Regions from separate parts of the Mus musculus genome. Here region 2 is linked to region 1. A link is a loop called in an ENCODE intact Hi-C map of the cell type or tissue named here. Cell type or tissue: gastrocnemius. All regions are shown on one strand.

Region 1 (8,000 bases):
CTTTGTGTTGCTGACCCTTGGTATGGTTACAGTCTTTAAAACAGTTGACCTCCGCCGGGCGTGGTGGTGCACGCCTTTAATCCCAGCACTTGGGAGGCAGAGGCAGGCAGATTTCTATGTTTGAGACCAGCCTGGTCTATAGAGTGAGTTCCAGGACACAGAGAAAAACCTGTCTTGAAAAACTGAAAAAAAAAAAAAAAAAAAAAAAAAGAAGCTCATGGGGGCTGGGATAGGTTGTGCACAGGAATGTTGCATTCAGTGCTGTGCTATGAAGGTAACGTGCCTTTGAGACTGGGAAATGGGCCCAGAACAAAGGGGGGTCAGGAAGAGTCTCTGACTATCTTAGTAAAGAATTTTTACTTTAAAGGAAGTAGTGGTTATTTTTGTTGTTGTTTCGTTTTTGTAGTGTGTAGTGTATGTGGAATATGCACACGTGTTGGGATACTTGTGCCGAGAGTATACATATGGAGGTCAAAGCTGGACTTTGCCACCTTCCTCTATTGATCGCCACTGTATTCCCTTGAGCTAGGGTCTCTCAATGAACTCGATGTTCACTGTTTTGGCTAAGCTGGATGGCCCGGATCCTCTCGGCTCCACCCCTCAGTGTTAGGGCTGCAGGCATGCTTAGCCATGCCCAACGTCTACATACGTGCTGAAGATTTCAACTCAAGCCCCCACCTTTATACGGAAAATGCTCTTATCCACTGAGCCACCCCACCCCTCTAGAGGAAGTGTTTAAAACAAAAGGAGATGAAGTGGCCAGAGTTTAGAAGGAATGCTCTGGCAAAATAGGAAGGATGGACATAGAAGTGGCTGAATAGAAGGAGCTATTTGAGATGGTTGATGGGAAGGCATGAAGCTGGTCAGGGTTCACGCTCTCTTTTCCTGGGCAAGAGAGCCCAGGAAACTGGAATCTCTACAGGAAGGATGGCTGAGGGAAAGGAGGCAACTAGAACAGCTCTCAGGCTTGCAGAACCAATCCAGTATGTACGTGACATTGAAGGTGGCAAGATGTCGGGGACGAGGGGCAGGTTTGGCTGAGGGTCTGTTGTGGAGGTTGGGGTTAGCCCTGAGCTCCATCTGTACAGATCTCCTCTGTGGCGCTCAAGACGCGCAGTGGACGGAATGTGAGCAGGCACAGGAATCCTGGACTCCGGAGAAACAGCTTTCAAGATACAGATCTGGTAGTCAACACAGGGCTGCAGGTACTTGGTACGTGGGCAGCGGCAGGGTGAGAAAGGTTGGCAGGGCCCAGGCTTTTGGCAGCCATCTAAGAACAATATTAGAAACCATCAGTGCAGAAGAGGCTGGCTTGAGCAGGCAAGAGATCTGAGGCTTGCCTTTTGTTGCGTGCATGGTTAATCCAGTTTATGAATATATACTTTGAATTACCCAACTCCTAACCCAAGGCATAAAATGTGTTTTACAAGTTTGTTAAAGAAAAAAAAAAAGTCTTGTGAACAATAGTAAGTCTGTTAAGATGGAATTGCCGAGCGAACCGTTACTTTCCTTTAACAAACAAAAGTAAGGACTTACTATCCATCACACTGTAGTTCCTCCCAAAAGTCTCAACTTTTAAAACTTTTCTCATTAAGCAACTTTCGGGTAGGGTTGTCAAATAGAGCAAAGCGTAAATCTTAACGATTTGAAGACAGCATTAAGAAATACCTAATTTTTCTGTTTAATGGTCTTCTAGAATGCTCCTTGAGAGCATAGGATTTGGGTATCCAAAGCTCAGCAGAACTTATTCAGCATTCTGGGAGGGGGAGAACAGTAAGAGAGTACACGCCGGACTTACTGTCTGTGAGACCCACATTTGGTTCTTTTGAGTCATGCAGTTACTCAGCACCTCAGCTGGCACCGTCGGAGGCAGTCTGAGGCAGTTGAAAACTAGGAGCGGTCCGAAGCAAAGTTACTGTGACCCCCTCAACACTATGGTGACAGATAACAGGCAAGGGCATGAGGGTGGGCAGCAGAGAAGTTGGAAGAAGGTGGCCTGTGGCTTAAACACAGCACTAGCAAGGCAGTACCTATCCGGTGCATGCTACAGGGGGACCCCCAGAAGGAGCTCTGAAAGGAAATTCCTTCAACTCCTCATCTCACAGTCCTAAAGAGCCGAAAGCTTTTCCCTGCTTGGTGCAGTCAGTCGAGAAATGCTTTTAAAATAAAAATGTGTAAGCAGCTTGAGTTATGTAAACCGACAAGAAAGGTTTGAAGCATATGTTAAGCAAGGGTCCCTGGAGAGAAATGTCAGAGACAGAAATCTGTGGTATGAGTAGATTATCACATTAACTAAGGAAATGTAGGGCAGTGGGAAGCCCATGGAACTTGCTAGTCCATGGAAACTGAAGCCAAGCGATGGAGGAGGGCTACTGCTGAGCTGAAGGAGTCTTCTGGAATCTAGAAGTTAATAAAACAAGCCAATCAACTTTTGTCACCATGAAAATCAGTTCTGATGTGCAAATCCCAATAGTTTTCCTAAGGAGTAAGAAAGTTAACTATAACATCACATTAATTTTAAATTTGATACTACTGTACATTGCTTAATATTTCCCCCTCTATTTAGAGTTGGTCCCCATCCCAGCCTGTTTTTACAAAGCTGATAAAACAAGTATTCTTCCAAGGATGCTAAATTCCTTATAAAATAAATAGTGACTCAGCTGAGAGTCAGGAAACATAGCTGCTATCATGTAATTTGAAAGGGTTTTGTTTTTAATATCGGCCTTGACAACTACAACCCCCCCCCCAGTGGGATGCTTGCTATATTCAGTTTCTTCAAATGTGATTTTCCTTCCTTTCTTCCCCCAACGTAGGTGAAAACAAACCAGTAAATGTTTTATAGTTTAGTTCTGAAGTCTTTTTTACTATTAGCCAGTCAATGTGATTTGTCCATTCCTGTAGGCAAACGAACTGCTTCTAAATACTGAGAGCGTGAGAGATGGATCTGTCAGTTATGTGTGTGCCACGCAAACATGTTTGTCCCCAGCATACGTGAAAAGTGGGGTGGTAGCAATGAATGCTTGCAATCCCAGCATTGGGAAGGAGAAGACAGGACAGGATCCCTGAAGCTTGCTGGTCAGCCAATCCACTCAGACCTGTGAGTTCCAGGTTCAGTGAGAGGCCCTGGGTGTACATGTGAGATATCCAGTATCGCCACAGAGCACACATACAAAGGCACACAGTAAATAAATGAACAAATATATATTTATTAAGCAACTATTATGTATGCATCAGACACTGCTGAAGGTTCTGTAACCAAACTATGAATGAGAAAAAACAATACTCCCAGGATAAGAAAAATGTGCTGACTAGTGTTTGGGTGTGGCAGGCTTCCGAAGGCTGTGCTAAGATAACCTTTAAGATTCGGCTCAGGAAGGTAGGGGTACAAAGAATGCAGGCAGAGAGCAGCAGCTAGTCCAGAGGCTAACTCAAACAGGTTTAACCTGTTTCTGGAAGGGCAAGAACTCTTTAAGAGGTCACAGTCCTGGGATTGATAAGGCAGGCTGAGGGAGGAGTTGCTCTACCTGCAGTGGGAGAGTGGACAGTGACATGCCAGGACTGGCATTTCGGGCCAGGTAGGTCATGAGCAGCCCGAGGCGTAGGGACGCTCACAAGCACAGGGCTGGCTTCAGGTGGCCCTTCATGCTGCAGGGCAGCACAGATCTCTAGTCTTCTGTCCTAGCCACTGTCTGGTGTTGTACACACACCACCAGCCTCCCTCCAGGTTCAAGTGCCAATTCTGTATTCCTATGACATCAGCCCCCTCATACCCCTTCCCCCCCCTTTTCTAAGACTTCTGCTTGCTTCTCCACTCTCCCCGTTTTTATCTTTGTACTTTTTATCAGCATGAATACAGACTTGCAGAGATTTTCCACCTGCCCCCCAATCTCGATGCCTTCTCCTCCTCCTCCTCCTCCTCCTCCTCCTCCTCCTCCTCCTCCTCTTCCTCCTCCTCCTCCTCTTTCTTCTTCTTCTTGATACGGCTCCATGAATCCCTGGCTTGTCTTTAACTCATTCCATGGCTGAGAATAACCTTGAACATCATACCCTCTTGCAAGTGCATTGATTACAGGTGTGTACCACCATATCCGGTTTATACGGTGCTGGGGATTGAAGTCAGGGCTTCTTGTACGCTAGGCAAATAATCTGCCAACCAAGCTACATACTGCTTCTCCCTAGCTTCTAAAAAGGGTATTTTAGTGCCATTTTTCTTCCAAATTTGCCAGTTCTTTCTTTATAGCAAAGCTCTTTATCCATTCTGCTCATTTCCCTTCTCTTCAGCCTGCTCCAGTGAGACCTCTATGCACTTCCCTGGAAACGGTCCTAACGAACGCAGGGGCCAGTCCTCAGCTCGTGCTTCAGTGGGGTATGCGACCCTTTCTGAATAGCTTTACCGCACCCATATGAGGACCTACCTTCTCATTGTGCCACCTCTCCCTGCACACCTGTCCTCGCCTGGCTCCACGCCATCTCTGTGGTGAGCGTGGACTTCCTCCCACGTCTCTTCTCTCACACTCACTGCCTCATCTGGGCCAATGTCATGCCCTCTGCACCACGTGTACCAGGAGCTGAAATTAATCCACCTCCATCTCTCCTAACCTGGAGGTGTGCCTTGCTTATAATCTCCCTTCGTGTGAAGATAAGCTAAGCATGCTAGTAAGTTCACCCACTGGCTCCCGCCCTACTTTTCTCATTTGATGTGTCTTCCTTTTCTTTGCTGGAGTCTTTCATCTCTTCCCCACACCCTACCTCCAGAGCAGACCATACCTCCAGAGTGGGCTGTGCTGGCTCCCTTTGTCATCCCTTTGTTCCAGTCCCCTGGGGTTTGTCACATGGAGGAAAAGCAATGCAGTTCACACTTCCTACTGCTCCACTCAGGCCAGCAGCTGTTCCTCATGTCCTTCCCCGAGGCAGCTATCTGCCCTAGTGCCACTTCCCTTTTTCCTGCCAGCTAGAAGACTGGAGTTAAGAATACTTGTGAACTGCCATGTACGTACTGGGAACCGTGCAGAGGTTCTCTGCTCGAGCAACAGATGCTAATGGGCGAACCCCATCCGACAGGAGCTTTTAGTTTGCTGCTGTTTCCCATCCTGGAGGACAGTCTCCTGGCTTGTAAAGCTTTCTATTGAATGCATTAACAAATGAACAGGAGAACTGGATATGGGAGCGAGCCATGGCCCAGGAAACTTCTAAGCTTTTGAGGCATAGATACTGCAGCCTGAAGGGGCCTAGGCTTCAAGGTACAGGGGTAGTTAGAATAATCTTAGATGTATTAATTTGGAGATGTTCATTAGAGTTACAGAAGTTGGCAGCAGAATGTGAATGTTAACTCTGTAAGTCTTTATAGAGTTGAATGTTGGAGGCCATTGACCTCATGAAACCAGATGAGAGCATTCATCTGAAACAGAGGAGAATGAGGCCAAGACTGAACCAAGCCCTCCATCAGAGATCAGAAGAAAGAGATCACCAAGGTCTGAGAGGCCAAAGATGAGGAAACCCGAGGGAACATGTATTTCCAAAGCCAAGAGGTGTTCCAAGGCAGCGTAGACTGAAAGGTCAGACATCTCAGGCTTGGGACTCCAGGAGGCTCAGGAGCTGGGGCTGACGCTGCTGTCTCAGTGGGGAGGACATCTGGCTCTGCCGTGGAGAACAAATGTACAGGGTGACCTTTCACTGATTGTCACTGGTCCCTTCTCTAGCTCCTGTTCTCAAGTACCGTGCTCAACAGACTAGGTCTCCAGTCCTTCCCCAGGACTCTGAAGGCCGATGCTTGCCACCCACATCTTCACTTCCTCTCTTGCTTGGCTCAGATTCTCTCCTCCTTGACGCTTCCTGTCATTCAGGAAAACCTAGCTCTCATCAACACCTCTCAGCTTATTTTAGCCCTAATCTGAAAAGCAAATGCTATATGACCAGTCTCGTGCAAGGTTAGGGACGTAACCCCGACACAGCGCTGTAGGATGCCCTGCCACCCGGAGCAGTTCCCTGAGGAAGCAGCCCTTTCTGCTCTTTGAGATACTTCAATACCACCTCCCACTTTCTGTCGTGGCTCTCTTGGTCAATGCCTTTTGTGGTGATCATGCTTTCTGTCCCTCCACCCCCACCCCGTCCATCCAAGTACTGTGCCAGTGCATTCTGGGATTCTGCATAAGGACTCCCAACTTGACCTCCAGGAATTATGGGTTGCTGAGCAATATATAATCCCTATGGAAACCCTTGCTCTGTCCCCCATTCTGTTTTCTCATCAGCTTTACACCCCCAAATCACATGCTTTTGTGCTTGTCTATGAAAGCACAAGCCCTTGGAAGCTAGTTTTATCCAACTCCACCCACTCTGCCTACTGTGACCCATTTCATCCCTGTGGAAGAGAGAAAGGTTCACAGGCGCTCCCTTCCTGGTAAATAAAAGGGTACAGCATATTTTATGCAGATGGAAGTAATTTATGCTGTAGAAAAGGGGAACAGAAGGTGGAATATTGGCATAATAGGGAGCTAGAAAATGCAAGAACATGAGTCACGATTAGGGGTGAAGTCAGCCCCTTTTGGAGTCTTGGCCTGTACAGAGGGGTGCTGTGGCCATGTTCTGAGAGGATGGCTGCCCCAGTTTACTCTCTGCATGAGATGGAGCAGAGGCCAAAGGTATGTATCACAGTTCTCAAGCACATTAAGGCTTCACAGTAAAAACGTTTTTCCATGAACTAAACCATGACAACCCCAGGGCGATTTTAAAAATAATACGCTGCAGATTTCTTTCAAGTACTATATAAACGAAGAATGACATTTTCATTAGCGCCTCTCTCTCTTTCAGGAACTATGTGAAAAACAACATTTGTTTTATGAGTCATCACCAGGAAGAATTAGTGCCAACACAGCTTCAAAAACGAAAGCCCCAAGAGCAGCTCCCAGAGTGTAACCACCTGTGTGGAAGGGGACAGTCACAACGGCCCTCGCCAGACACCTAACGGGCTCCAATCCCTACGTGTGGCACAGTGGCAGGACTTACAGGGTCTCTGCCATGTTCTCTCCTCACTGTCATGGAGAAGTTAGAAAGACCACCATTAATTCCTCTTCCCAAAACAGACTTTTGCCAAAAGGTACAAGAGGCACCAATGTCCTGATGTATCAGGTCAAGCAAACAATACTGGCAGGTTCAATGCCTTCAACTTTTTCTCTAGTTCAGCTTTTGAAAAGACTACATACATTCTAGTGATGAGGCCTGGCTCTGCCTTAAGCTGTCTGTGTAGGATGCCACTTACAGCTTGGTACTCAAGACACAGTGGTGTTCTGGGCAGGCACTTACCACGTGTGCCTCTGAAGACACTGTGTGGATGATTTCATTGCATCTACGTTGTAGTTTAGGATGGTGTCTTGAATAAGACTTTAGTTGGCATTCAAGTCCACCAGTACAAAGATTATGCAGCTTATACATCACACATGAGACACTTGTTAATCAAAGTACTCTTTTGTAAGTTTTATGTCAATTTTTAAAACTCTAAGATAAACCATTTTCCATTTCTTTTTAAAAATTGAGTAGAAAGATTAATTTAAAATTCCTGGGACCATATTTATTTAGAAATAGCTGTTAGTAAATATTAGACAAGGAGTCCGGACATAATATTTATCCAGATCTCTAAGCAGTTAGCTTTAAATTATACAGTAAAAATCTCTAAGAGTTGTCTCCTGGGAAGGCTTTCGTGGTAACCTGTCACAGCCCACCTTCCTGCACTTCTTCCCTGCCCTCAGGAATCACTCTACCTCAGGCTACAGACAGAGGGATGGCCCTGACCTCAGGCCAGGTACCTTCCTTTCTGTGATGAGCAGTGATGGAGAGCCACGCCAGCAAGGTGGCTTTTACCCACGGGATGCGCTTCTCTGGCCTGCTTTTTCCATTTGAGTTTTAAGATTTGACAAAGCATTTCACCGAGAGAATTTGCATGTGATAGAAAAATAAATCTGTGATTTAAAAAAAAGAGACCAGACCCCCTCCCTAATTTGGGTTTT
Region 2 (8,000 bases), 80 kb before region 1:
GCTGTGACCAGCTGTCACCTTATGCCAAATGTGCAGAAGGCGTGACAATGCAGACTATCTTATATCTGCTCAGGAACCAGGCCTGGCTTCATGCTGGCTTCACTACCAGACTCCCTGCCCTGTCGGCCAGGCCAGCTCACTCCGCTGGGATCTGCAGCAGCCCTCTGGGGAACAGTCTTTGCTTGGAATTCTCAGTGTCTCTTGATCGTAGACAGACCTGTCTCACCATCACTGTTGAGGTTTTTATGTGCTCCGTGGAGCTGCAGTGCCACCAGTCCAGAAAGGATGGTGGCCTTTGGTGCCAGTTAGACAACAGTGTGCACTGTTCTTCAAAGGAGAGCAATTTAATCTGGCATCGTAATACTTGTGAGACATTGCTATATCCGATGTGTCCACTTAACCTGAGGCTGGTGGAATCAACTATCTATCATCTATCCTCTCTCTCTCTCTCTCTCTCTCTCTCTCAACTTTATTTGTTAGAGCAGTTTTAGGTTCCCAATAAAACTGAACAGAAAATTCAAAGACTTCTTGTTTATACCCCCACATGCAATCTCTCTCACTATTAGCACCCTGTATCAGAATGGCATGTTTGTTACATTAGCTAAACCTGCATCAAAATATCCATGACATTAGATGGATCCATGGGGCTGGGGGGGGGGGGGCAGGGGGAAGCTGGGCCAGGGTAAAAATCATCATCATCACCACCACCACCACCACCATCATCATCATCACACGTCTTCCATTAGAGTTTCACATTCAACACCTACCATTCTCCCAGAATCCTTCATGCTCTGCTCATTTACCTTTCTCCCTCCCTATAACACCCAACAACTCCTGAACCCTTTGCCGCCCCTTACTTTCCATCTGTGCTAGAGTGTTACAGATTTTGATTCACATAGTTACAGATTTTGAATCATACACATGACGAGTACATCCATGTAAATGAGCCTTTTCAGTCGGGATCCGTGGCTCCGGCTGCTTCTTAACATACTTCAGTGTGAGTCGGAGGTTGGGCCTGCCTGCTCCTCCGGCAAACCGGCAAACTTGAGTCCGCAAGCTTGTTTCATGGGAAGTCCCATCCCTCCTTCCCACCCAGCATCAATCTACTTTAGAACAAGAACTCAGAAATGAGAGGGCATCACAGAGTACAACTGTGTATTTATTTAAATTTAATACAAGCCCTAGCATTTCCTAGGGGGGAAAGTGAGTATTATCCACTGGATATGTGGCACATGTTCTATACAAGTTGAATCTATAATTCTTTTTTTTGTTTGTTTGTTTTTGGGGTTTTTTTTTGTTTTTGTTTTTCGAGACAGGGTTTCTCTGTGTAGCCCTGGCTGTTGTGGAACTCATTCTGTAGACCAGGCTGGCCTCGTTCTCAGAAATCCGCCTGCCTCTGCTTCCCAAGTACTGGGATTAAAGGCATGAGCTACCACTGCCTGGCTTATAATTCATATTTTAATGAACACACTTAAATAACATATATATTATGCAGTACTTTGCCAGGGGGAACAGACGTTGGACTACTTCATTTATAATCTAGAGTCTGTCATGATGCTCAGGAGGCAAAGGTGTTGGCCATCAAGCCAGTGGACCCCAGCTTTATGCTGGGAACCCACATGAAGTTTCCTACGCAAGCCTTACAAAATAGATAAATGTTTATTTAAAAAATGTTCTTTAATTTTCTTTTAAGATAACAGCTTTAAAATGCCTGAAAATGCACAGAGTTTTTAAGGATTCTTTCATAGTGTTCACGCATGTTAGGACTATCTAGAAGCAACTGAGCGAAGGACCTGAGCTCACTCCATCTCCCGTACAATGCCCTAACCAGGATGTAACAGCAGGATGCTCTCAGTCCGCAGATAACCCAGGAAATGTTCACCCTGGTCGCTACCATAAGACAATCAGGGTGAGAAGCATTTAACAGAGATTTGGGTGACGACCGAAAAAACTTCTCTTGAAGTAGTTACCCTGCAAAATGTACTCATTCATTAATTTCCTGAGCCAAAGGCAACTATGGACATGTTCTATATTTTTAATTGCCTTCCGTGGTGTTTAAATGTTCCATAGCATAGAGAGAAAAGCAAAAAGGGAACACCTTCAAGGGAGCAGGAAAGAGAAATCAGATTCACGAGGGTTCGGTTTACCTTTGTCCTCGTCTTGGATAGGTGAAGTGAGACCGATGCTTGCCCGACCCCAGAACAGTGGCCCACGAGGACAGTGGTGTGAGTGGTTTATGCTTCTGTGTTTTTTGGATAACTAAAGTCAAAGCACTTAACCAGATGTAAGGGCACGGGACTGAAGTCCCAGCATTTGGGAGGTTGAGGTGGGAAGGTCAGGAGTTCAAAGCCATCTTCCTTGGCTAAACAGTGAGTGTGAAGCCAGCCAGGCTGCCGAGGACCTCCATTCTTTCACAGTTTGTGGAAAGGAGATGTTCAGAAAGCAAGAAAAATGACTGTTTGTATCTGTCCAGCCCATGAGTGGTGAGCAGGATTCTGGAGGTAAGGAGGATATTGAAGGTTTCCCAACAATCTGAGAACAGATTGTAGGACATTATTTTCCCCCACTTGCCTGAGATAATACAGACCTATTTTCCCCACTTGGCTTCTATTCTGCCGTAAACACCTTAAAGCAAGATGGATGATGTGATAAAGCATTTCAGCCAGTTCATGCCCAAGGCCTTAAATACTGTATTGCCACGTAGAAAGAATTTACTGTGAAGTGCAAGGTAGCCAGCACAAGGGATGGGACTCACAATGGTCTCGTGAACATGTGCTGCTGTAGAGACTCTACAGTCTTCAATTTATCGGGAGCCAGCCCAGGCTACCAACACATTTAAGTCTTAAGACTTAATGTTTCTTTGCAGATAGTTTCTCATGCCCAAGGTAGGCTCGAGTGGTGTATTCTGAAACTTACATTCTATCTCAAGTCTCCGTAAAAGCCAAAATAAAATTTCTGCAAACATTTAAAATCATAACACTAAGGAAGCTATATGGAACTAAAAAACAAAGTGTCCTTATGAAATAGTGTTTGGAACCTAGAGAGCTATGGAAAGTTGTTTGTTGGATATGTTATGAGAAGATAAAGAAACCCAGATCAAAGACTTGTCTCTGTAATTCACATTTAGAAAGGAAGAGAAGGCAAGGGATTGGTGCAGAGATAGAAGCCAGAAAAGTCTCTTTTATTCTGGTCTCACCCTTTGCTTTGCACCAGGCTCAGTGTAGGCATATGGCAAGTATTTGGATGGGTGGATGGAAAGATGGTGGATGGATGGATGGGTGGATGGATGGATGGATGGATGGACTGATTTCCAAATGAATAACAACTTCTCTTTTCTCTAGGTTCAAAGACACCTAGACAGGCTCAGAGGCAGCACAGGCAGAGAACTAATGGGTCTCACAGAAGTTACACGCAGTTGGAGGATGATGAAAGCAGATCAAGTTCAAGTGGGACCCTCTGTCCATTCCTCTAGTATTACCCCATTCTCTTCTCTGTCCTTGCAACTGGAAACCTGCCCTTCCCTTACTATATCAACAGGGGGCAGCAGAGAAGAGGAAATGTAGGCTCCTGGCCCTGTGAGCTAAGGCTCTCTGCCCCCAGCCTCCAAGCCACACAAACATCTCAAAGCAGTTTTCCTCACCTATGTACTTTTAAAGGTTAGGTGGGAGGAATTTAAAGTGTGCTTGTTCACGGCAAACTCTTGTTAGTTTCTCTCCACTGTGTTGGTCACCAAACTGCTGCCACATGCTCGTTTAAATGGATAAACAGGCAAGTAGATTAGACCCAAGTGTCTTTTTAAAGGTTCTGAGAGTAGAATATAATAGGAAGAATCCCTTAATCATTTGGATTATAATCAAGATTCCCCAATACGCTGTTATTATAGTTGTTGTGTGTAAGGTACTAGAGGTTTCACAAATGCTATGTGAGTGCTCTACCACTGAGCCAAATCCCTAGCAACTCTGTCCTCTTTTTATCTGTTAAGAATTTCTGCTAACATCTTGAGGGACGGGAGCTCTTCAGAACACATCAGAACTGTCATTTCAGCAGATCCATTCCTGACTTTATAGTAAAGTTAATTATCTCAGCCTTACAGTACCTTCTCTATCAACAAGGGCAGGACTGGATCACTGGCCAGTGTCATTAATGAGGATAAACTATCTAAAGACGGAGTTTGGGAAATGTTACCTTAGACCTGCCATTTCTCTTCCTGATAGCTGTCACCAAGTCTGGGATGGAAGACCAGCCCCCATACTTTCCCTTGGGAGTTACTATTTTTGCTGGGTGTGTGGCTTTCTGGAATGTTGAATTGTAAAACTCTGATGAACCTTAGCTTATTGGGGACCCCCGAGGGAACAACGTGGAGCCAGGGATCGATAAAAAAGAAAGAGGAATTTATTGTGTTGTTCCAGCATGCTGGGGCCATCATCCTGCACGGGAAGGAGGGGTAGCGACCCCTGGCAGCCTGTTTGTTGAGTTTTTATACAGTTTCCAGGGGCGCAATAGAGCATCAGCAACTAGGCACCCTATGATTGGAGGTACAGTGCACCATTTAAACTGATTGGTCTTTAGGGAATGAGGTAGTAGGGGCTTAATTAGCCTCTTTCTTCCAGCCTACATGCTCTCTGTCCTGTCTCTTCTAGGAGGGGAGGGGTATGATGGAATTTTCCAACGTCTCTGAGAGCCAACCTCTTTCAACCAATAGTTCAGACTATTGTAAAGCCTGGAGATTTAGGGACCTTGTTGGTTTCTCTCCACTGTACTGGTCACCACACTGCTGCCACATGTTCGTTAAACCTTGTTGATTAAGAGACAGTAGAGTTTGAATGGACAAATGGGCAAGCAGATTAGGCATCATGGCTGGATTCTCATCTACTGGCTGCTGTTGCTGTCACCACCCATCCTCCAGGGGAGGGAGAGAGACAAATAGTGTTTATGTACCACGTTCACAATTTTAAGATGACTTCCAATCCTCCATCTGATTTTTATCTTAAGTAAAATTTTTTGAGAGAATGCATATTAGGAAATCTTTACACTCTGGATAACATTTGCCAAAAAGAACTGTGGCTTTACAGACGATCACCCAACTATTAATCAAGGGAAAAAGAAAGGATAGAGACTTGTAAAGCACCTGGAGAGTTCAGGAGAATCAGGTGCTAGGGGCTAGAAAGAAACAAAACAAAACAAACAAAAACAAAACAACAACAACAAAAAAACAAACCCATCTTCTGCCAAGTTCCTCAATTCCTCCAACCCTCTTTACATGAATTATTAATATAATGTAAACAGTGAATTAATCCCACAGTTGTATTTTTTTTATATTAGGGTAGTTCCCAATAATTACACAGGGAAACCAAAATTTATTTAAAATTGTACCTCAATAGGTGAGCAGTTAAATGATTTACCTCAGCCTCCTATGCTAATCTGCCTACCCCCCCCCCCCCACACACACACACAGCCCCATCTCATGATATTGCATATTATTATTGATCTGGTTCTTTGGGCTTCAGGTGTGTTTTCATGATCTTTCTCTGGACTTCCTCCAGCTCCCACTGCTCCATCTTCCTGGCTGATCCAAATCTCCCTCTCTCCCTCTCTCCCTCTCTCCCTCTCTCCCTCTCTCCCTCTCTCCCTCTCTCCCTCTCTCCCTCTCTCCCTCTCTCCCTCTCTCCCTCTCTCCCTCTCTCTCTCCCTCTCTCCCTCTCTCCCTCCCTCTCTCCCTCCTCCCTCTCTCCCTCCCTCTCTCCTTCTCTCTCTCCCTCTCTCCCTCTCTCTCTCCCTCTCTCCCTCTGGTTAGCAGACATCCCTCACTATTCTCCATTCTGTCCAGCCATTGTGTGATCAGTATTTATTGACAAGGCAGAGAATAAATAGTAAGAATTATTTACACAAACTTGAGATAGGAGATTATACAAGGGCAGAGAAATCAGCAATTGAGTCACACAAGGGTAAACTTTACACAGTACACAAAAATCATTACGCCTGCACACCTGTTTTCCACCAGTTGTTAGGAATAGCTATGTAGCTTCCGCTCAACTCGAGCCCCGAGCTACCTTGCCAGCAGAGTCTTGCCCAACACCCGCAAGGACCCACACGGGACTCCCCATGGGATCCTAAGACCTCTGGTGAGTGGAACACAGCGCCTGCCCCAATCCAATCACGCGGAACCTAAGACTGCAGTACATAGGGAAGGAGGCTACCCGGGCCTGATCTGGGGCACAAGCCCCTTCCGCTCGACTTGAGCCCCGGGCTACCTTGCCAGCAGAGTCTTGCCCAACACCCGCAAGGGCCCACACGGGACTCCCCACGGGATCCTAAGACCTCTGGTGAGTGGAACACAGCGCCTGCCCCAATCCAATCTTGCAGAACCTGAGACTACGGTACATAGGGAAGCAGGCTACCCGGGCTTGATCTGGGGCACAAACCCCTTCCACTCCACTCGAGCCCCGAGCTACCTTGCCAGTGGAGTCGCCTGACACCCGCAAGGGCCCACACAGGATTCCACACGAGATCCTAAGACCTCTAGTGAGTGGAACACAACTTCTGCCAGGAGTCTGGTTCGAACACCAGATATCTGGGTACCTGCCCTGCAAGAAGAGAGCTTGCCTGCAGAGAATACTCTGCCCACTGAAACTAAGGAGAGTGCTACCCTCCAGGTCTGCTTATAGAGGCTAACAGAGTCACCTGAAGAACAAGCTCTTAACAGTGACAACTAAAACAGCTAGCTTCAGAGATTACCAGATGGTGAAAGGCAAACGTAAGAATCCTACTAACAGAAATCAAGACCACTCACCATCATCAGAACGCAGCACTCCCACCCCACCTAGTCCTGGGCACCCCAACACAACCGAAAATCTAGACACAGATTTAAAAACATTTCTCATGATGATGATAGAGGACATCAAGAAGGACTTTCATAAGTCACTTAAAGAATTACAGGAGAGCACTGCTAAAGAGTTACAGGCCCTTAAAGAAAAGCAGGAAAACACAGCCAAACAGGTAGAAATCATTAAAGAAAAACAGGAAAACACATCCAAACAGGTGATGGAAATGAACAAAACCATACTAGAACTAAAAGGGGAAGTAGACACAATAAAGAAAACCCAAAGCGAGGCAACGCTGGAGATAGAAACCCTAGGAAAGAGATCTGGAACCATAGATGCGAGCATCAGCAACAGAATACAAGAAATGGAAGAGAGAATCTCAGGTGCAGAAGATTCCATAGAGAACATCGACACAACAGTCAAAGAAAATACAAAATGCAAAAGGATCCTAACTCAAAACATCCAGGTAATGCAGGACACAATGAGAAGACCAAACCTACGGATAATAGGAATTGATGAGAATGAAGATTTTCAACTTAAAGGGCCAGCTAATATCTTCAACAAAATAATAGAAGAAAACTTCCCAAACATAAAAAAAGAGATGCCCATGATCATACAAGAAGCCTACAGAACTCCAAATAGACTGGACCAGAAAAGAAATTCCTCCCGACACATAATAATCAGGACAACAAATGCACTAAATAAAGATAGAATATTAAAAGCAGTAAGGGAGAAAGGTCAAGTAGCATATAAAGGAAGGCCTATCAGAATTACACCAGACTTTTCACCAGAGACTATGAAAGCCAGAAGAGCCTGGAAAGATGTTATACAGACACTAAGAGAACACAAATGCCAGCCCAGGCTACTATACCCGGCCAAACTCTCAATTACCATAGATGGAGAAACCAAAGTATTCCACGACAAAAACAAATTCACACAATATCTTTCCACGAATCCAGCCCTTCAAAGGATAATAACAGAAAAGAAGCAATACAAGGACGGAAATCACACCCTAGAACAACCAAGAAAGTAATCATTCAACAAACCAAAAAGAAGACAGCCACAAGAACAGAATGCCAACTCTAACAACAAAAATAAAAGGAAGCAACAATTACTTTTCCTTAATATCTCTTAATATCAATGGACTCAATTCCCCAATAAAAAGACATAGACTAACAG

Evidence for each region. Hi-C counts contacts between places; a loop is a spot of excess contacts. Peaks named below come from ENCODE experiments on the same cell type or tissue, not always from the same donor. Only the 100,000 strongest peaks of a DNase experiment are listed, where the experiment ranks them.
Region 2: a loop joins it to region 1, with 2.2 times the contacts of the local background. A loop is called at or near these places in 22 of 42 quality-filtered maps.

The regions. Positions count from the first base shown.
Region 1 is chr10:22,695,215-22,703,214 of GRCm38, forward strand. Slc2a12 (solute carrier family 2 (facilitated glucose transporter), member 12) reads left to right here. Exons shown (of 5, transcript NM_178934.4): 5 at 6,808-8,000. The coding sequence ends at 6,961. Among named protein-coding and RNA genes, the nearest start is that of Mir7663, 30 kb to the right of the region's middle. In gastrocnemius, no CTCF peak of the experiment used is centred here; a DNase peak (open chromatin) is centred at 4,455; H3K27ac peaks cover 2,207 bases.
Region 2 is chr10:22,615,494-22,623,493 of GRCm38, forward strand. No RefSeq gene overlaps it. Among named protein-coding and RNA genes, the nearest start is that of Gm40612, 6.1 kb to the left of the region's middle. In gastrocnemius, a CTCF peak has its summit at 3,531 (motif pointing right); a DNase peak (open chromatin) is centred at 3,542.